Regions from separate parts of the Homo sapiens genome. Here region 2 is linked to region 1. Evidence: chromatin loops called from intact Hi-C (ENCODE). Cell type or tissue: PC-3. All regions are shown on one strand. Each heading gives the region's core, and the rest is flanking DNA. Links, peaks and the distances in the headings are about the cores only.

The links. A loop is a pair of places that touch in the nucleus more often than their neighbours do. Peaks named below come from ENCODE experiments on the same cell type or tissue, not always from the same donor. Only the 100,000 strongest peaks of a DNase experiment are listed, where the experiment ranks them.
Region 2: it touches region 1 in a loop (3.0-fold over the local background); 3 of 110 quality-filtered maps call a loop at or near these places.

The regions. Positions count from the first base shown.
Region 1 is chr3:120,689,620-120,698,417 of GRCh38, reverse strand. RABL3 (RAB, member of RAS oncogene family like 3) reads left to right here. Exons shown (of 8, transcript NM_173825.5): 6 at 4,194-4,265; 7 at 7,931-7,969; 8 at 8,530-8,798. The coding sequence ends at 8,595. Among named protein-coding and RNA genes, the nearest start is that of HGD, 12 kb to the right of the region's middle. In PC-3, for the core only: no CTCF peak of the experiment used is centred there; a DNase peak (open chromatin) is centred at 4,817; H3K27ac peaks cover 936 bases.
Region 2 is chr3:120,562,330-120,573,974 of GRCh38, reverse strand. No RefSeq gene overlaps it. Among named protein-coding and RNA genes, the nearest start is that of NDUFB4, 28 kb to the left of the region's middle. RefSeq lists a cis regulatory region at 1,637-1,857 and a silencer at 9,129-9,332. In PC-3, for the core only: CTCF peaks have their summits at 5,879 and 6,083 (motif pointing right); a DNase peak (open chromatin) is centred at 6,084; H3K4me3 peaks cover 836 bases.

The DNA.
Region 1 (8,798 bases), core at 765-8,764:
TATTTTCACTAATGCATGCTTGTATTATTATCGGGTAAAGACAAAACTGAAGACATATTCAAATAATATATTCTAGTGAAAGAAGCTTTATACTTGAAATCAGGCTATTTGGATTCTAGTCTAAACGTAGTCAAGATTGGAATCAACATATCTAGACTGAGAGATGTGCACAGTCACTTCAGCCTTTTATGTTGGTCTGTTGGAATGTTCCAACTTTATTCTATGAATAATTTAAATCATAGGCTTCTTTTTTTGAAACAGAGTCTCGCTCTGTCGCCCAGACTGGAGTGCAGTGGCGCGTTCTCAGCTCACTGCAGCCTCTACCTCCTGGGTTCAAGCGATTCTCATGCTTAGGCCACCTGAGTAGCTGGGATTACAGGCATGTACCACCATGTCCAGCTAATTTTTTAAATATTTTTAGTAGAGATGGGGTTTTGCCATGTTGCCCAGGCTAGTCTTGAACTCTTGACTGGATTTGCCCTCCTTGGCCTCCCAAAGTGCTGGGATTACAGGCGCGAGCCACTGCACCTGGCCCATGGGCTTTTTCTTGAGAAAGGTTTTTAAAATCACACCAAAATTAAAATAAATTGATTAAAGTGGCACTATAAGCATATTATTCTTGCTTTTAAAAAGCCTCTTAGCTTCTTAAACTACAAATTTTACCTTAAAGGGCAACGTAACAAATACATGAAAAAATTGCAAACCTTAAACTAGGAGTGCTTCATAAGGACTAATTTATGTACACTTATGCATATATAGAGGATTGAGTCCCTTGATGAGATAACTAGCTCAATGAGAACTGAGCGCGTAAAAAAGCTAAGAAATGGTTGTCATGTAAGCCTGTTAGGATCCCAGAAAAAGATCCTGGCCAGCAATTTCAGTCATGGTCATGTTGTTCACAAATAGGATTTCTGCAACTGTGCACTGGCATTCCAGAAATGCAGTGGTGGTGGTGTAATAGTACTAGTGAGCAACATTTATTGAGCACTTACGGGTTGAAAACTGTTTTAGTTATTTACATACATTATCTCACATGCATCATCTTCACAATCAACTCTATAAGACAGGTACTATTACTATCCTCTTTTTAAAGATAAGAAGGAGAGACGTAACAAGACCAAGGAAGTTTACCCAGGTCAATTAGGGTATTCAGATTCAGAGCCTGTGCTCTACAGTTAAGCCTCTTTTGCACTTAATTAATCCTTCAACTCACCTTGAGAATTTGGCAGCTGAAAAAACTCTTAGAAATCATCTAGACCAACAGTTACCCAAATCTGATTGTGTATTTATATTACCAATAGTACCTATGGAAAATTTTGAATAACCGTCCCACAGCTGGAGCTTTTTATTCATCAAGCCTGGCAGGAGGACCAGGAATCTGCAGTTTTAACAAATAACTCAGGTGCTTCTGATGCCTTTATTCTATGAATCAATGTTTATGAACACTGCTTGGTTCAGCCCCACCTCTACCCCCAGCTTCTGCCTGCCATTCCATTGTTTTTTACATTCTGCTTTGCAGCGGAGAGCCCCTCATTTTTCTCAGCTGCCACAATGGAATATTTGATGTGCATACCCCAGGTAGTCAGCACTGAACCATGATATTCCAAAGGATTCTTGCTATATAGATATATAATATTCTTGTTGAAGAAGTGCTGAGATTACTTTGAACATTATTTCCAAAGAGAAATTTACCATTGAAAACACTTAATTTGTTTCAGCGCTTACTTTAATATATTTTAGAATGTATCTGTTTCTAGTGCCTGTGGGTTTCTCTGATAATCGCGTGCATGTGTGTGTGTGTGTGTGTGTGTGTGTGTGTGTGTGTTATTCCTACTTGCCTTACAAAGCCAAGGCCATCTTTTAACTGTGAGTCAGATGTAAAGGTACTCAGGTAGTGAGACTTTAGCACATACAGTCTCCAAAGAGTTCAAATATAACATGTTTTTGGCCTTTATCAGTGTACAGCTTCAAGAACACAGCACACATAACAATAGGAGAGGGTCAGAGAATGCAGGGAAGAAAAAATGAGGAGGAAAATTGAATACAAGAGTTTCAAAAAGAAATAGCAATCAGAAATTCAGCAATTAAATATAAAGCCTCAAATAAAAACTAATGTAACATTATTAGTGCTAACATCAGTTACTGTATAAATTTCCTTAAAACTGTAGAAAAGTAAGAATTAACAAATGTATACATCAAAGGTGGAATCAGAGTTAATAAATAACTGCCTGAATACATGCAAATTGTTTAAATTATAAATAGGTGAACCATTACTTATTTTCTAAAATCCTGTTAGGCTTATTGTACCCTGTAAAAACTTTTCTCTGTTACGTATTTACTTTGAAGCGATCATATTGAAGTATCTTCCCTAGTTAATAGTCCTTTCTCAAGCTCAGTCAAGCTATTTGGAGCTATTAATTTTCAGGCTTTTCCCTCAGCCATGATAAATGGCAGATGGCTCTTTCAGCTCTAAATTTCTTATCCCAAAAATCATAGTGTTTCTCTAGGCTGGTCGACCTGAAATTATGGAACCATAGAATTAAGGTTTTGGGGGTGTTTTTTTGTTTGCTTGTTGTTTGCTTTAGTTTTTGTATTTAGTACTTCAGCTCTATTTAGAATTGTCTCAAACTTTTGACATTCTGATGACTAGCTAATCAATATCTATTTTATAAAACATTTCTACCACAGATCTAAGGTTTGTCTCTTATATGCCCCAATTGCTGTAGAAATGTGTTCAAACACTATTTCAAATACCATAGTTAGTGCAATGATGTTTCAGTCTACATAATCCATATATGGAATTATCTTTATTGTGGTAAGTGCTTGTTGTGCCTGAAAATTCAATCTGCTAGCATTTTCTTAGATTGAAGAGAGGAGGACTAATATTTTACTACCCAGTATGTCCAGGTATGGATTATTTAATTTTTCACAAAAATCCCGTGAAATAAAATATTGTTATCCCCATTCCACAAATCAGTAAGCCCAAATTTAAAGGTTTAGTACCCTAACCAGTGTTACACAGAGTAGAAATGTTGGGATGGATATTCTGATTTATTGCTTGCTGGCTTTGAAGACCCCTAATTTCTAGTACTCTGTGATCTTTGACAACTTTGTTGTAGCCTCTCTTTTTTGTGGTTTTAGAGAATGTATTATCATTTCTGGCTAAAATTTAAAGTGTGAGCCTTGAAATGTTGCATATGAATAAAATAGGAGGCTTCATTAGAAAGGAATCATGTGGGCCTGGAGATTGCAAAAACAGAATAAATGTAATAATAGTAATTTCAGTAATTTCTAGGGGCACAGAGGGTCTATAGCTAAAAGACAAAATTTCATACTTGCAAAGGAGCTTACATGATAGCCCTTATAGTTTGGTCTTAGGTACATTTCAGGTAAAAATCAAAGTACTCTATCTCTCAAGGTCACAAGTCAATGGTGACAAGCAAAAAAAAAAAAAAACAGCTAGACTGGAATTCCAGCGGATAGTAGGCCTTTTAAGGTTTTAAAGTTATTGTAATGATTAATGTTCCAGATCGTTTTGTCCCTTCTGGGCCCATTTTTTTTCCCTATAATAAAATTCCATCAAAGAGTAGTAATATATCTTTATTATCAAACAATAGTAGTAGATGTTTATTACCAAAAATAATATATCTTTGTGGCCTACCAAAAGATGTAGTACCTTGCATCTAAAGAGAAATCCTTGGCAATTGTTCTGTTTGTTCTTTGCACCTCTAAATCCTTATTTTCTTGCTTTCTCCGATTCATATGAACTGCATAGTACTAAATTAGTTGAGCACTGGTGATTAACTAGTACTAAAAGTGAAATGCTTACTGTTTTTCATGGCTCTCTCTCTCTGGTTTTCGGGGTAAATGTAGGTAGGTCACTCCAGTAGTACCTTGGTTTTGATATTAGTAAAATATTAGTAATCTTGTCTTCCTCTATGAATTATTTGATGATGAATACACTGATTTGGTATACTCTAAAATTGTTTAAATTACAAAGATTAAGTGACCTTATTTTCCTTTAATACTTTCCTCCTTTGTGCACCATAATTTGAAAATTATTTGAATATTTTGTGAGAGTATTGTGCCTAATAGTATTATGCCTACAGAAATATGCAACAGGATAAGTTATGAATAGCAACGAGCTTGGGTTTCCTAACTTTCAATTGTGGATCTTATGTTTTATCTTCTAGGACTGCACAAATCCACGGTACTTAGCTGCAGGTTCTTCCAATGCTGTCAAGCTCAGTAGGTTTTTTGATAAGGTAATGGTTTCAATTAAGTTATTTTTAAACTTAATTTATATATTATGAGAGTTTAAAATTTTTTTGTAGAATCCTATGACCTTTATTTTTTTGTCCAAAACTTCACAGCCTGGAATAATCCTTGTTTTGATCTCTCTTATCTGTTGGTATAATTGCCCAAGGCCTGCTGACGTATTTATTCCATCACCAGTGTTCTCTAAGTAAAGGGCAAAAGCTACTGGATTTAAATGGGGGTTTTAAAAAGATATCTAATTCCTCTCTTTAAAAGAATTTCTACTTACCCATTTTCTAGCTCTTTTTTTCACTTATTCACCCTCCCACCCCCATAAAGGCACTGAACTGAGGAGATTCTGCTTAAAGCCCTGAGTTCTTTTTGCTCTCCTAGCTGTTAATATTCTCTACATAAATGTTACTGTTACCTTTTAAGGTAATGTCTTCTTGATTTCCTAGTGTTTCCCTCTCAGAAATATTTGCATTCCAATTATTGACTCTCTGCTAACATTGTTTTATTGTCCTCAGCTGGAAGGAAAATGTAGAATGACTCAGCATACTGGTAAATTAGAGCACTCTTTGTCTTTCCTTCACAAAGCCATACAACTTTATTGCACATAGTATTGACCAAGTTTAAGTTGTTTGTCCAATGCTCACATTGCATAGTAAGGTAAAACAGGATGTCTTTCTGCATGTATTATTGAAAAAGGTTAATTCCTGTGTTATATTTCTTTTTAAGTGACATCTCCTAAGAAAATCATCTTCCCCATAGCTCTTCTTTATCAATCATTTTTTTCTTTTAACTATTTAGGGATTTAATAATTGGCCCTTTTGTTCAGCATTGGATAAGCCCCACCTTTAGATAATTTGGGATTTAATATTTGGCCTTTTTATCAGCACTAGATAAGCTCCAGCACCCTCCTCGATTAATATTAGGCCACTAGGAAAATTTTGCTTCACTGCAAAACTTCTTAACTGATATGTGGGAAATAGGGTACAGATGTGCCTAGATGCTGATTTCCCTCAGTTCTCAGAGCAGCCAGGGTCCTCAGGGTGGGGGGGTTGGGTGATTGGCAACCGCTTCCATTTTCTCCAGTGTGCTATACAAATATTAGCATTTTCTACGTGTGCCATGACATGAAAAATGTTGTGCAGCACTGCAAGGAGCCAGATTTTTTGCCCACATTGTTTTCAAACTTAAAATATAAGAATTTCCATTTGGTTTAGATCTATGGCCCCATCAATACAAAATTCTGTCCCTTATGAGCAACATCTTATAGATCTGCCCTGACCTGGAAAGATCCCACAGTATGTTGTTTAAATTTAAAATTTTATTAGTTCTAAAATTAAAAAATAAGATATACTAAATTACATCCTAGAGAAACTGGGTTATTGATTGGTATAATCCGAGTTGTCAGGCAAGGCTTTATTTTTTAAAAAATCAGGAGTACACATTGCAAGTCAGGGGTAAAGAATTATGACCAAAACCAAAAAGGTAACTTCTCTTTTATTGCCTGAATCACAACAAAATGTATGTGGGTTAGGAGGTTGGCCAGACCTCCAGACTGAGGTGGTTGCCTGAAACCAAAGGAGCTGACAACCAGATTTCACCCAGTTTTCTATACATCAGTTCTTCCAGAATTTAGCATAAAGATTTATTCTCCAGCCGGGCACGGTGCCTCACGCCTGTAATCCCAATACTTTGGGAGGCCGAGGCGGGCAGATGACGAGGTCAGGAGATCAAGACCATCATGGCTAGCATGGTGAAACCCCATCTCTAGTAAAAATACAAAAAATTAGCTGAGTGTGGTGGCGGGCGCCTGTAGTCCCAGCTACTCAGGAGGCTGAGGCAGGAGAATGGCGTGAACCCAGGAGGTGGAGCTTGCAGTGAGCCGAGATCGCACCACTGCACTCCAGCCTGGGTGACAGAGCAGGACTCCATCTGAAACAAACAAAAAAAAAAGATTTCTTCTCCAAAAGGAAGTCTAACTCCTTCTCCAGCCTCTTTCAACTAGTAGTAATTCCTCACGCTCCAGAATAATCAGATTTTCCTGTCCTGCCATAGAGAGGAAAGGGAATCAGTCTCCTTCTTGGTTTTTGTGGGATTGTTTTAAGATGTACACTAATGATAAACCAACTTTTCTACCTCTGGGGTAAGTGAATGCAACTTTGCCCTGGTGTCTTGTGGCTAAAAATAATCCAGCTATAGTCTCCAAGACAGCAAGAATCTGGATGAATGGCTGTCGCACCAGAGAGAGCAAGCTGGTCTTGGTCTTGGATCTGGATGAATGGTCTTGGTGTTGAATCTGGATGAATGGCTGTGGCACCAGAGAGAGCAAGCTGGTCTGTTCTCATTCAGAGGAACTCTTAGCTGCATAATTTCAGATTTGAATGTCTTAGAGTTCATCTCCAGCTGATCTGTATTATTATCCGATTAACTTTTCTTATCACAGCAGGTCTATGTAAAGAAAATACAGCTATTCCTCAACTTGCGATAGGGTTATATCTCAGTAAACCCCTTGTAAATTGGAAACATTGTTAGTCAAAAATACATTTATTACACCCAACTTACCAAGCATCGCAGCTTAGCCTAGCCTTCCTTAAACATGCTCAGAACACTTATGTTAGCCTACAGTTAGGCAGAATCATCTAACACAAGCCTATTTTATTAAAAAGTTGTGAATGGCTCATGTAATTTATTGAATACTATACTGAAAGTGAAAAAAGTGCCCATTGTATGGGCACTCAAAGTACAGTTTCTACTGAATGCATGTTGCTTTCACACCACCATAAAGTCAAAAAATCGTAGTCAAGCCATCCTAAATCAGAGACCATTTATAATACTTCCTCTGTAACCATTGCAGTTTCTCAAGTGTCAGAACAGAATTTATTATTCTTGAAAATGTTTTTCATCATCTGGAAACATGGTGCTCTTTAGGGTTTACAGCAGTTTTGGGAAAAAATGAAAACATGGTGCTCTTAAACTTATTACATTTGGACATATATTTTGAGGGTTTCTTTTCAATAATGGTGATGGATTTGTGCAGATACATCTGCTGCTTGAACATGTTTTTTCTACTTATCAAATGCAGGTAATTCTGAAACTACTGAAGTAAGGGTGCAGTTAGTTAAAAAAAAGTAGACAATTTACAACAGTCATTAGACTGCTTTTGATGTTGTGTCATCTGTCTATATTGAGGACATATAGAATTTGTCACCACTTACTATAGGGATGTGGTGGTTTGCTATGTTAAACAGTCCCCTCTTTAAGAAATAGACAAGACTATTGTAGCAGGCAAGTGCTTTTTTTATTTTATGGATGCTGTTTAGTACCTTTTGGGACTGACTGCTAGGAAACTTAGAGTCAGATTTGCTGTCATACTCTAAGAATTGCATAGGATCTTATATCATTCTATCATTATTTAGTTTTTGTTATTCATTTATTTTTTGATCTATCATTAATGCGTTTTGGAATGAGGCAGGCTTTTATGGAAATACTCTCACAATTCTGATCTCATTAACACCAGATTTTTAGCTGACTGTACTACATGTCTACTGCTATGGAAAAGATTCTTAGTTTGGATATATTCCTTTTAGTACCATTAGTGGTCGTTGCAGTTAGCCACTTTTTGCAGGTATGTGTGCTAAGCCTTTAAAATCTTTGTTTTTCACAGGTCATAGAGAAGAGATACTTTTTAAGAGAAGGTAATCAGGTTGGTATCTCTTTTCTTGATAAAATAGATTCTTAAATTTTGATAGGTGATTTCCAAATTTAAGTTCAGAAGTAGTTTTAAAAAGTTGGGGAAAGCCCTTTATAGGCACAAGCAACTGATTTCCTTCTATCCTGTTAAATACAAAAGGAGAAAATCAGAACAAAGGGAAAATAAGGATCTAGGAAACAAATATAATCTAGGAATAAGATTACATTATAAAATAGAAGAAGAAAATAATTTGCTTGGGACTCCAAGAGTATACGTTCAGGGTCTGTCACAATACAAATAATTTCTATAAAAGTCTAGTAGGTATTATGAGATTTACCTTCATTCTTTCTGATTTAGATGACACTATCACCAATTTGTTGGGAAATGTTTTCCATTTGGGTAAGATTTATTTTTATTATTTAATCTGTGGTTTTCTGAGTAAAACCTCAGAAAGTTGTTTTTTTAAGAAACAGCAGGCTGACATACAGAAATGGAAAAGAAGGGAAAAATTACTATTAGTATTTGAACTTTTATTGCTTGAGACTTAATGCAATTATCTTTCTTGCCTACAGATTCCAGGCTTTCCTGATCGGAAAAGATTTGGGGCAGGAACATTAAAGAGCCTTCATTATGACTGAATTACACTCATCCTTTGGAAGAGTGAGCAAGCAGTGGCAGTTTTTCACAGCTCATCTTGCTGTGTTCAATTATTACCATCACAGCCTTTTAACAAAATCATCTTAAAATGCTACCCTTCAGCCTTACCCTTTAATGGAAAAATGAAAGGAAGTGACAATACGGGAGGTCCAAACTTTGTCCCTGTTCTCTGTGTTCCTTACCT
Region 2 (11,645 bases), core at 2,019-10,018, 130 kb after region 1:
GTTTGTTAGTTTTCCTTCTAACACACAGGACCCTCAGCTGCAGCTCTGTTGGAGTTTGCTAGAGGTCCACTCCAGACCCTGGTTGCCTGGGTAACAGCAGCGGTGGCTGCAGAACAGCGGATTTTCATGAACCGCGAATGCTGCTGTCTGATCGTTCCTCTGGAAGTTTTGTCTCAGAGGAGTACCCAGCCGTGTGAGGTGTCAGTCTGCCCCTACTGGGGGGTCCCTCCCAGTTACACTGCTCGGGGGTCAGGGGTCAGGGACCCACTTGAGGAGGCAGTCTGCCCATTCTCAGATCTCCAGCTGTGTGCTGGGAGAACCACTGCTTTCTTCAAAGCTGTCAGACAGGGACATTTAAGTCTGAGGAGGTTACTGCTGTCTTTTTGTTTGTCTGTGCCCTGCCCCCAGAGGTGGAGCCTACAGAGGCAGGCAGGCCTCCTTGAGCTGTGGTGGGCTCCACCCAGTTGGAGCTTCCCGGCTGCTTTGTTTACCTAAGCAAGCCTGGGCAATGGCGGCCGCCCCTTCCCCAGCCTCGCTGCCACCTTGCAGTTTGATCTCAGACTGCTGTGCCAGCAATCAGTGAGACTCTGTGGGCGTAGGACCCTCCGAGCCATGTGCGGGATATAATCTCCTGGTGTGCCGTTTTTTAAGCCCGTTGGAAAAGCACAGTATTCGGGTGGGAGTGACCCGATTTTCCAGGTGCCGTCTGTCACCCCTTTCTTTGACTAGGAAAGGGAACTCCCTGACCCCTTGTGCTTCCCAAGTGAGGCAATGCCTCACCCTGCTTCGGCTTGTGCACGGTGTGCTGCACCCACTGTCCCGCGCCCACTGTCTGGCACTCCCTTGTGAGATGAACACGGTACCTCAGATGGAAATGCAGAAATCACCCGTCTTCTGCGTCGCTCATGCTGGGAGCTATGGACCGGAGCTGTTCCTATTCGGCCATCTTGACTGCCCTTATCCTATATGTATTCTATATTCTGCTTTTTCAGTTAAATTTTTTAAATAAACAGTTTTCCATAATCTTTATTATGGATAATAACATCCATAAACTATGGACATGTAATACTCCAACAGTAGGAAATAATTATAATTTACTTAGTTATCTCCTTTGCTTGACTTTAAGGTTGGTTTTTTTTTTTTTTTTGAGACAGCATCTCCCTCTGTCACCCAGGCTGGAGTCCAGTGGTGCAATCTTGGGTCACTGCAACCTCTGCCTCCTGGGTTCAAGTGACTCTCCTGCCTCAGCCTCCCAAGTAGCTGGGATTACAGGCACCCGTCACCACACCCGTCTAATTTTTATATTTTTAGTAGAGACGGGGTTTTGCCATGTTGGTCAGGCTTGTCTTGAACTCCTCACCTCAGGTGATCCACCCGCCTTGACCTCCCAAAGCGCTGGGATTACAGGCATGAGCCGCCGGCCCCAGCCTTAAGATTGGTTTTCTAAAAAGCATCAGTAAGTACTTAGATAAGGAAACACCACTTTTTAAAGCATTTTATGTTTGCTTATGGAATTATATGCTTTTTTACAGTTCCATTTATCTTTGCTTTTCACCCAGTTGCTCTTCTAGGTGTTGTGCCCACCTCCACCCTTCCTGTCAAACCCTGCCAATGCCTCAAGGCTTTGGAGGAAACGGACACAATGCTTTCCTGACAGTTCTCACTTAGTCTATGAACTCTATCACCCTATTGTCCCTGCCCAAGGAGGCATGCTGTTGATTTTTGTTGGTTTAAGCTTGTCCTCAGCAGAAGCAGGCTGATTCCCAGAAAGTCAATTCTGCTGAAGCCAGTTTGTGAATGACCACTTCTTGGAATGGCAAGGTGACCTAAGGTCAACCACAGCAAACTAGACTGAAGGCTGTGGAATATACCAGACTTTGGAGTCAGATACATGGAACGTCAAACCTGGGCCCTTCTCCCAATGCCCCTGGAATTGATTACTCTATGGTCTATAGGCAGAAAACCTGACCTCTCCAGCCTGAGTTCCTTCATCTTTGAAATGGGTGCCTAGAGAGCGTTTTGGAGATAAAATGACAGCATGCACACAAAGGCCCTGATGTGGGACCATCGTGGTAAGGCATGATGGAGGGTCATGAGATGCCTTCTTATGCTCTGGAAAATGGTGGAAGGAATCACATGGTTGGCAAAAACATATGAAATTCTACATCTGAATCTTGGTTTCTTCTCTCTTTTAAAATCCAGCTCCTCACAAGTCTATTTTTTGAAAGAACCAGCCTCCTTTTCTTCTAAATATTCTAAATATATGAAATCCAACCAAAGTTTCAAAACACACTTTTGTGGTTGTTCTTTCACAGGTGTTAAAGACAATTGGATAAGATATCCTGCCAAGAGCATCTTAAAAATACCAGGGTAACTTCTTTTTTTTTTTGTTATGGAAACTTCCCACACACAAAAGTAGAGGAAATGGTATAATGGACCCACTGTATTCATTCTCCAGCTTTTATCATTTTAAATATTTTTCCATGTTGTTTTATCCATCCCCCTAGATATACCCTTCATTTTTCTTTTTGCTGGATTATTTGAAAGCAGTCCCTCACAGTGTTTTATATTATCCATTAAATACTTTGGCATGTATTTCTAACAGTTAAGGAGGTTTTTTTCTACATAACCACAATGCTATTATCACACGTAACAAAAGTATCAATAATCTCAGGAGCATTTTAAAAATAGTGTTCTGGAAAAAGCAAGCCAAATAAGTGAGTAATAGAGAATTTCAAGCCCTATGGTAAGAGGTTTGGGAAGATGCTTTTGGCAAAGGGGGCACTTTCATTTTTGCAAATGACATCACAGAGCCAGATGTCACTTTCTCCTACATATCCAAAATTGGATTTACTTTCTTACCCCTGAAATGTATTCTCTAGTTCAGTGTAAGGCATCAGTATCCACCCAGGAGCTTAAGCCAGAGACTCAGAATTCTTGTAGAGTCTTTTCTCTCCCTCCTTTCTCTCTTACCCCTCCATTTAACCAGTTTTTTAAAATCGTGATAACATTTAACACGAGATCTACCTTCTTAACAAAATATTAAGTGTACAATACATTATTGTTGACTATAGGTACAAGGTTGTACAACAGCTCCCCAGAGCTTATTTATTTTGCTTGACTGAGACACAATGCTCATTGTTAGTGATTCCCCATTTCCTCTTCTTCCCAGCCCTGGCTACCACCATTCTATGATTCTATTAATTTGAATCATAGATACTTCATCTTAGATATTTCATATAAGTGGAGTCATGCAATATTTGCCTTTCAGTGACTGGCTTATTTCACTTAGTGTAATGTCCTTAAGGTTCATCTGTATTGTTACACATTGCCAAATTTCCTTTTTAAGGCTGAATAATATTCCGTTGTATGTATGTACCACATTTTCTTTTTATCCATTAATCTGTTGATGGACATTTAAGTTGTTTTCACATCTTGGCTATTGTGAATAGTGCTGCAGTGAACATGGGTATACTAATATCATTTTGGGATCCTAATTTCAATTCTTTTGGATAAATATCCAGAAGTGGGATTGCTGGATCATATGGTAGTTCTATTTTTAATTTTCTTAGGAACTTCACACTGTTTTCCATAGTGGCTGCACCATTTTGCATTCCTACCAACAGCATATGAGGGTTCCAATTTCCTCCACATCCTCACCACCACTTGTTATCTTTATATATATAACAACCATCCTAGCAGGTGTGAGGTGGTATCTCATTACGGTTTTGATTTGCGTTTTTCTGATGATTGGTGATGTTGAACATTTTCTTATACCTGCTGGCTATTTGTATGTCTTCTTTGGAGAAATGTCTATTCCAGTCCTTAGCCTATTTTTAAAATTAGGGGTTAGTTTTTTTTTAATTACTGCTATTAAATGTAGGAGTTTCTTATTTTGAAGTTCTAAATCTCAGAGTGAATATTTCTCATAGCAACCCCCTCTTCTCCATTCCTACTTCTGTTCCCTTTGTCTAGTGCACATTATCCATCTCGGCACAAAGTACTGAATGGTGTTTTTTTTTCTTTTTTAAATGAGGCTTTTATCATGTTGGCCGGGCTGGTTTTCAACTCGTGGCCTCAAGTGATCCACCCACCTCAGCCTTCTAAAGTGCTGGGATTACAGGAATGAGCCACCACACCGGCTTCTGAATGGTCTTTATCTGGCTTCCTCTGGAAACGAAACCTGAAACATGGATTCTACTATAAATAGTTCATTTGAGAGGTGATCTCAGGAATCCCTGGGAGCTGATTCAGGGAGCAGGACAGGGAAGTGAAAGAAGCCAATAAAGGATGTGTTACTAAGCACTGCCGAGCTCCATGCCACTGAGAAACTCCACTGGAGCTCCACCTCACTGAGAAACTCTGAGACACAGAGTAGAATACGACTTAAGAGTTATCCCAACCAACAGGCAAGGAAGCTGGGGTGTTTACCCATCAACTCTCCTGTTCCTCATTGTTTGAGGGCTGATCTCAGGGACATCAACCCCCCAGCACATCTGGCCTGCACTCCTGCACTGTGTATGGGCTATGCATGCTGCCAAGCCAGAGCACAGAGGGTCACAGGCCTTGGGGGTGTGGGGTGCATACTAATTGGACGTGGGCGGGGCACTGACAGCACCGCTGCATTGCCTCCCTTCTCCCTTTCCCGACAGAGGCCTGGGATAACTTCCCGAGGTGCAAATCTGATTATGACACTCCTCTAGTCAATAAAAGCATATGTGGATGATGCTAAAGACCTACCTTGCTTATTTCACCTGATGCAGGTGACTGGAGTGGTGCCAAGCCATCTGACCCTGGGCACCTTTGGCATACCTTCTGCAGGTGGTCAAAGCTTGGACTGGATTTTCAGTAACGTGAATTAAATGGATAGATAGCTTTATTCATATATTTATAATTAAAATCTGTTTATTTGCAGAACAGGTTGGGAAGGGAAGAGATAAATGATTGCCTGTGGTTTGGGGCCCACTGGTGCAGCCCATCTCCTCTCAACAGCTTTGCTGACCCCTTCTCGACAGTGCAGAGCCTCTCCCCTGTGTTTCTGTCACTGCACCAAAGCCACTCGTGGCAGCACCTTGTTCTTCTTTATGCAGTCACATTATCTGGGAATCTCAATGTGATTTGCAAGCTTACATAACTTCCCAAATGAGTCAGCATGCTCATCAAGAAGGCAGCATGGTGTCGTGGAAAGAACAAGGCATTTGGTGCCAGATAGAACAAGTTCAATTCCTGCATCTGCCACTTCCTAACTGTGTGTCTACACAAGTTATTCTACCTCCCCCAGCCTGTTTCTTCCTCTAACAAATGGAGATGAGAATATCTACCTAGGAGGGTTATTATAAGGATGAAGGGAGGTAAGGAACACTCAGAGTGTGATCAGTGTTTGCTTCTCCCATCCTATATCCTGATTTACACATCTAGCAGCAAATTCTTGAACCTTACTGACATGTAGTGAGTAGAAAATGCTGATTTGTCTTTGTCTGCTTTTAGCACCAGTTAATTTTTGATGAAAGTTTAAATCATGTATTTGTAAAGGAAAAATTGGTCTTGCTCTACTCTGGGCAAAGCAGGCACAGTGCGTGTGAAATAAATCAGCACCAGAAAGGTCTGTGGTGCTCTAGGTAGGGCTGGGCAGGCACAGCCTGGCTCAGGCCTGGCCGGACTGCAGTGGCAGCCAAAGATCACTAGCTTTCAGAGGAAACTTTGGGAGCATGCAGTAAGACAGACAGCCTGAAAAACAAAATATCCAAGAGAGGATGTGGGATCCAATCCGAATAGCTGCTTACCACAGTGGGGAGCGGTTAGGAATGGCATGGTAGAATGCCTTTTGCCAGACAAAGCAGCAGCATACGAATGAGGATGCTGCTGTGCTGGTCAGGGCTGGGGATAGTTCTGGAACTGTTTTTCCTAAGCGGTTAAAGCAAATGCAAGCTTAAAAAAAAAATAAAATCCCTGATCAGCAAATAAGTACTGCTACAAATGTTCTTCCCTGCTGGTCACAACACTATTAGGGCAGGAGTAGCAGACAAGCTCATTTCCAGGATCTTTACAGCCAGCATAATACATAGCTAGCAGTCAGCTGGGGGCAGCAGAGAGAATATTTATAATTTAGAGATGATTGGTTTGCATGTCCGTGGAGCAAAGAGGTAGCTAAAAAAGTAAAGCAAGAGCCGATCTTTAAACTCAGACACCCCAGAATGTTAGAGCTGGAAAAGATCTTTCAGATCATCTAACTGTTCTGGTGATTTTTATATACTAACAACAGCAGAACTTTTCTTTTAAATAAAATCTTATGCAGACTCTCCCCTTTAAAACAAATAAAAGGAGAGCTGCTCTGAGTAGGGGAGGGAGGGAGACAAGGGGGCAGTGTGGTTCTGGGACGGCAGCCTCTGAGCCTTCACTGTAGGTCTCCAGCAGTAGCCCAGAAATACGTCATGGAAATCCTGAGGCCCCACTGACCACAGCTTAGAAACCCCTCATCCAGTCTTAGGCTCACAGAGGGCAGGTGACTGGTCTAGGGTTACTGAGCAGAATTGGGACTAGAGCGCAAACCTCTTGATTTTAAGTTCCTTGCTCTCTGCTAAAAACCATCTCTCCTTCAGAAAAAAAAAAGTATCTGTAAAGATAAAGTTACCTCGTGAAATAGCTTATTAAAGTAAATGAGAAAGCCAGAGGCATCTGAGTGTAAACACTGGCTTTGAAAAGGATCCAATTTTATCTTCTTCTCTGCTGGACCCAAGGGCAGCTTCTTACTACATTTATTTTTAAGGCTTTTAGCGTAACAGTCACAAAATCCAAGGAGATTTACTAAATTAACGGTCACTTAAGCCAGGACGAGTCTAACCAGTTTGTACCTGTTAGAAAACAGAAACTTAAAATAATAGCTTAGTGTTAGAAAAAAAATTATTTTTACTATATTGGCACAATAAGAAAGGAAGGTGAAATGCACGGCAGATGAAGGGGCCAAACCAGAGCTCTCAGGCGCTGGAGCACGAAGCATTTCAGACTCTTGCCTCCGTTTATCGTTTGTGAGAACTCAGACAAGTCACAACGTCTCTGGACCTCAGTGTTTTCAATCTATAAAATGATTAAATCATTAAGGCTATTAAAGGTCAGTATGCAACAGAACTCTGACATAGAACTTCCCAGTGAGCAGGGTCAGCTGGTGCTGTGCCTAATTAACATGCAGCAGAAGTCTCTGTGTCCAAGGCCAAGGGCCTAGTAGTGCAATTAATACAGAAGAGAAAGGAGCGGGAGGAGGGAAGCAGGCAGAGAGGAAAGCAGAGCCTCTCCTTTCATGCTTCAGAGGACAGGACTTTGGTCAGCAGCATCCTGCACATTTATGTGAGGACTATTACCTGGAAGTCCTCTAAATGGCAAGATAAATGGCATGTGCATATGATGAAAAGTCTGTAAGGACATACACCAAAATGCCAACAGTGTTTTTACTGGGTTAAATGTTTATGAATGTCCTTTGCTTTCTTCCTTTCTTCCCTTCTTTCTTCCTTTCTTCCCTTCTTTCTTTCTCTTTCTTTCTTTCTCTCTCTCTCTTTCTTTCTTTTTCTTTCTCTTTCTTTCTTTCTTTTTTTCTTCCTCCCTCCCTCCCTCCTTCCTTCCTTCTTTCTTCATTCCTCTCATCCTTCCTTCTTGCCTTTCTCCTGTGTTTCCTACATTTTGTACCTTACCTATGTATTGCTTGTGTTTTCCCCACCAGAAGGTAAGCTCCATGAGTGCAGGAATTTTTGTTTCTTTTGTTCACTGCTGTATTCCTAGTGCCTAGAACAGTGCCTGGCATTTGGTAGGCACTCAATAAACATTTGTTGAGTAATGAATAATGTGCAATTTAAAAGTGAGAATTTTTTTTTAATTGCAGGCAACACAAATTATGTCTTAAAGCAGTAGTTTTCAATCTTTTTGGACTACAGCCCATGGTAAAAAATATTTTTAAAATTGTGACATCACAGTACATAAATTCACACACACAAATATGACATATATAACAAAGATTTCACAAAGTAATACTTATTATTATAACTTGTGGCGTACTTTGATATTTTAAAATCACTTCTATTTCCATTTTTGAAATACTGACTCACTAAATTTATTTCAAGACTCACTAATAAGTTATGATCTGCAGTTTGAAAATCACTTCCATTGAAAGAGCAGCCACCTGGAAGGTCAGCCATGGTTGCCTTGTAGGGGAAGGCATGGGTGAGAATCTTCCATCTGTTTGCACCTAATCTTTGGAAGATCAAGAGCTTGAAATTAGCAAGGGCAGATGAAGTTGTCCATGGTTACCTGTGTTTCCTAGCTACTCTTCAGAAAGACATTGTGTCTCAGAACCTTGAGTAGAATCATTTAGACAACTCCATCACCGTACAAGAAGAAACTGAGGATTGGGAAAGGAAGAAGGCTTCCTACCACATCCTACATGTGTGAGCTTAATGTTCCTTAAAACAAATATTCTAGTCAACTCCACCCCTGAACATGAAGTAGAGACAAAGAAAACTGGGGCAGGAATCAGAGATTCCAGTTCTTATGATTTGGCCAACCTGCTTTGAAACTCAGTTTCCTCATCTGTAAAATGAGGAATCGGCCATAATGCTATTCAAGACCAGTGCCAGCCCTAAAAGTTGATACTCTAAAAGTAAGACAAACAAATAAGAGTAACAATCTTTGCCAAGCACCTATTATGTACCAGACAATGAGCTAAGTGTTTTACCTATAGCATCTCACTAAACCTCCCAACAACTCTGGGAGAATAGGGTTATTAGCCTTCACAGAGGACGAAACTGAGGCTCAGAGAGGTTAATAACTTGCCCCAAATCAGCAAGTAACAGGGTTGGTTTCTAATTGGGGTCTCTCTGATGTCAACCCCCGTGTTCTCAACTACAACACATACTGTTCCCTAATGGAGTTGCTTTGGGGTTTCCATTTCAAACCCCTGACACATTTGGTCTCCCTTTAAGCTAGGAATGTTCAATTAAAGGTAGTAGTACGTTGTAACAAATGATAAAACGATACCAAGGGGGTATATATAAGGAGAAGGGAAGCAATACTATTTGAATGCAATATTCAAAGCATTTTGTTTATGGTATTCAATTTAATCCTTACAACAACCTTCAAATTTGTTTTTGTTTTTGTTTTCATTTTACAGATGTAAACACAGAAAGGTTTAGTAACCTTTCTTTTTTTTCTTTTTTGAGACGGAGTCTCACTCTGTCACCCAAACTGGAGTGCAGTGGCACGATCTTGGCTCACTGCAACCCCCGCCTCCTGGGCTCAAGCGTTCTACAGCCTCAGCCTCCTGAGTAGCTGGGATTACAGGTGCTCACCACCATGCCCGGCTAATTTTTGTATTTTTAGTAGAGACGGGGTTTCACCACGTTGGCCAGGCTGGTCTCAAACTCCTGACCTTAGGTGATCCGCTCTCACTTTAGCCTCCCAAAGTCCTGGGATTACAGGTGTGAGCCACAGCACCCAGCAGGTTTAGTAACCTTTTAAAGATAACAGGTATTTAGTGTAGCTGTGGGACTGTAAGCTCTCTGAAGATACAGACTGTCTCTCCCATTTGTGCTTTTATTGTCAATGCCTAAAAGAGTGCCTCGTACATTGTAGGTGATCAATACACACTTACTAAAGGCATAACTGAAGGAAGTAACCAGGTTTTAAGCCCAGATCTGCCCAACTCCCAAATCCAATTATTTTCACTGCTGAACTCATATTATTTATTTAAAACAATTGGTATTTAGCCAGTTGTTACTGAGTTCCCATCTCTTGGCCGAATCTATAATTAAGGTAATTTTGTAAGACATAGTTAGAGCTATTCCCTGGCTCCCTAAAATGCGTAACGTTCACCCAGAGGACCAGACTTGGAGAAAAACACAGGACTGGAAAACATGTGATCACACCCTAGTATCATTGCTCTCCCTGATCACCAAGAGCAGTTACAGAACAGAGAGGTTTGTTTTGTTTGGTTTTTAAATCAGTAAACACAAATTTTAAAAGGCCTACTCTTAGGCAGAGTATCTTCATAGTGACAAGGACATAGTGACAAGTGCATCTTCTGGTGCATCTTCTAGGATGTTTCTGCCCAGGAATTGGAGGAAGGCGAGAAATGAGGCATACCAAGCATGCCATAGCAGACGGGTGTGTGCAAGTGTGCCTGAGACATGGCCCTGCTTAAACTCAGCCAGGCAGGTCCAGTGATGGATGAGTGGATGGCTCTGATAAAGAGCAGGCATCTCCTATCTTTCTCATTCAAGGGTAGTTCCTCTCCAATGCACTGACCAAGGCTACACCTGGCCCTGGCTTCGGTCATTCAGGGTACTTCCCCTGCCCTTTGGAGTTGTGTGCTCATCTATTTCTTAATTTCTCCACCTTTTCCAAGTATTTACTAAGGGCTCTCATAGGCCCAACCTACGCAAGGTGCTGTGGTGGCTACTACAGAAGGAACAGAGCACAGGCTTCTTCTGGCCTCTTGGGTGTCACTGGTAATATACTTGGAACTCAAGTGTAACCGTGAAGTTCCCTGGTAGCTGAGCTGGTGACTTAACTATTATCACCTTCCTTGCCACCTCCTGAGAGCTTGGGAAGCCTTTCTTGTTACTGTGGTTTGAAGAGTGTGATTCTCCCTTATTTCCCTGTGCACCTTCTGTCACCATGACATCAGCTCAAATGTGGTCTTCTTGCCTTGAGTGAACCAGCACCCATATTACCAAGGCCAGCATGATCAGAGAGGTGTAAACTCTTTACAGGTGGGTCAGCTGGAGAAGATGCAAGGTCAGTACAGCTTTGTAGATAATTCTCTTTGCTTCCTACACTGAATTTGGCTGCCTCTGTCTTTAACCTGAACTAAACCTACTCTGTTCTCATCCAAAGTGTTTTTTTGGGAGGGGGTAGGGCTGGCTGTCCCAGAAGTCAAATGTTCTCTTTATATTCACCTTGTTTCCTGCTCTGAGTTTCCTTCTGTAGTGTCTGTTAATGCCTGTTTTGGTCCAAATCTTTTTTTTTTTTTTTTTTTTTTTGTTTTTTGAGACAGAGTCTTGCTCTGTCACCCAGGCTGGAGTGCAGTGGCACGATCTCGGCTCACTGCAAGCTCTGCCTCCTGGGTTCACGCCATTCTCCTGCCTCAGCCTCCCGAGTAGCTGGGATTACAGGCGCCCGCCACCACGCCCGGCTAATTTTTTGTATTTTTTAGTAGAGACGGGGTTTCACCATGTTAGCCAGGATGGTCTCTATCTCCTGACCTCGTGATCCACCCGCCTCGGCCTCCCAAAGTGCTGGGATTACAGGAGTGAGCCACCCCACCCGGCCTTTTTTTTTCAATAGAGATGGGGTCTCACTATGTTCTGGAACTCCTGGGCTCAAGTGATCCTCCCACCTCGATCTCCCAAAGCTGGGATGACAGGCATGGTCCACTGTGCCCAGCCCCAAATCTTTTCTTAATAACAGTTTTATTGAGATATAATTCACATACTTAAAATTTACCTTTTAAAAGTGTAGAATTCAGTGGCTTTCATTATGGTCACAGAGATGTGCAACCATCACCACTATCGAATTTCAGAACATTTTCATCATCCCCAAAAGAAATAACATGCTCATTGGTAGTCAGTCCCATCTCTCCCTTCCCCAGCCCCAATCAATCA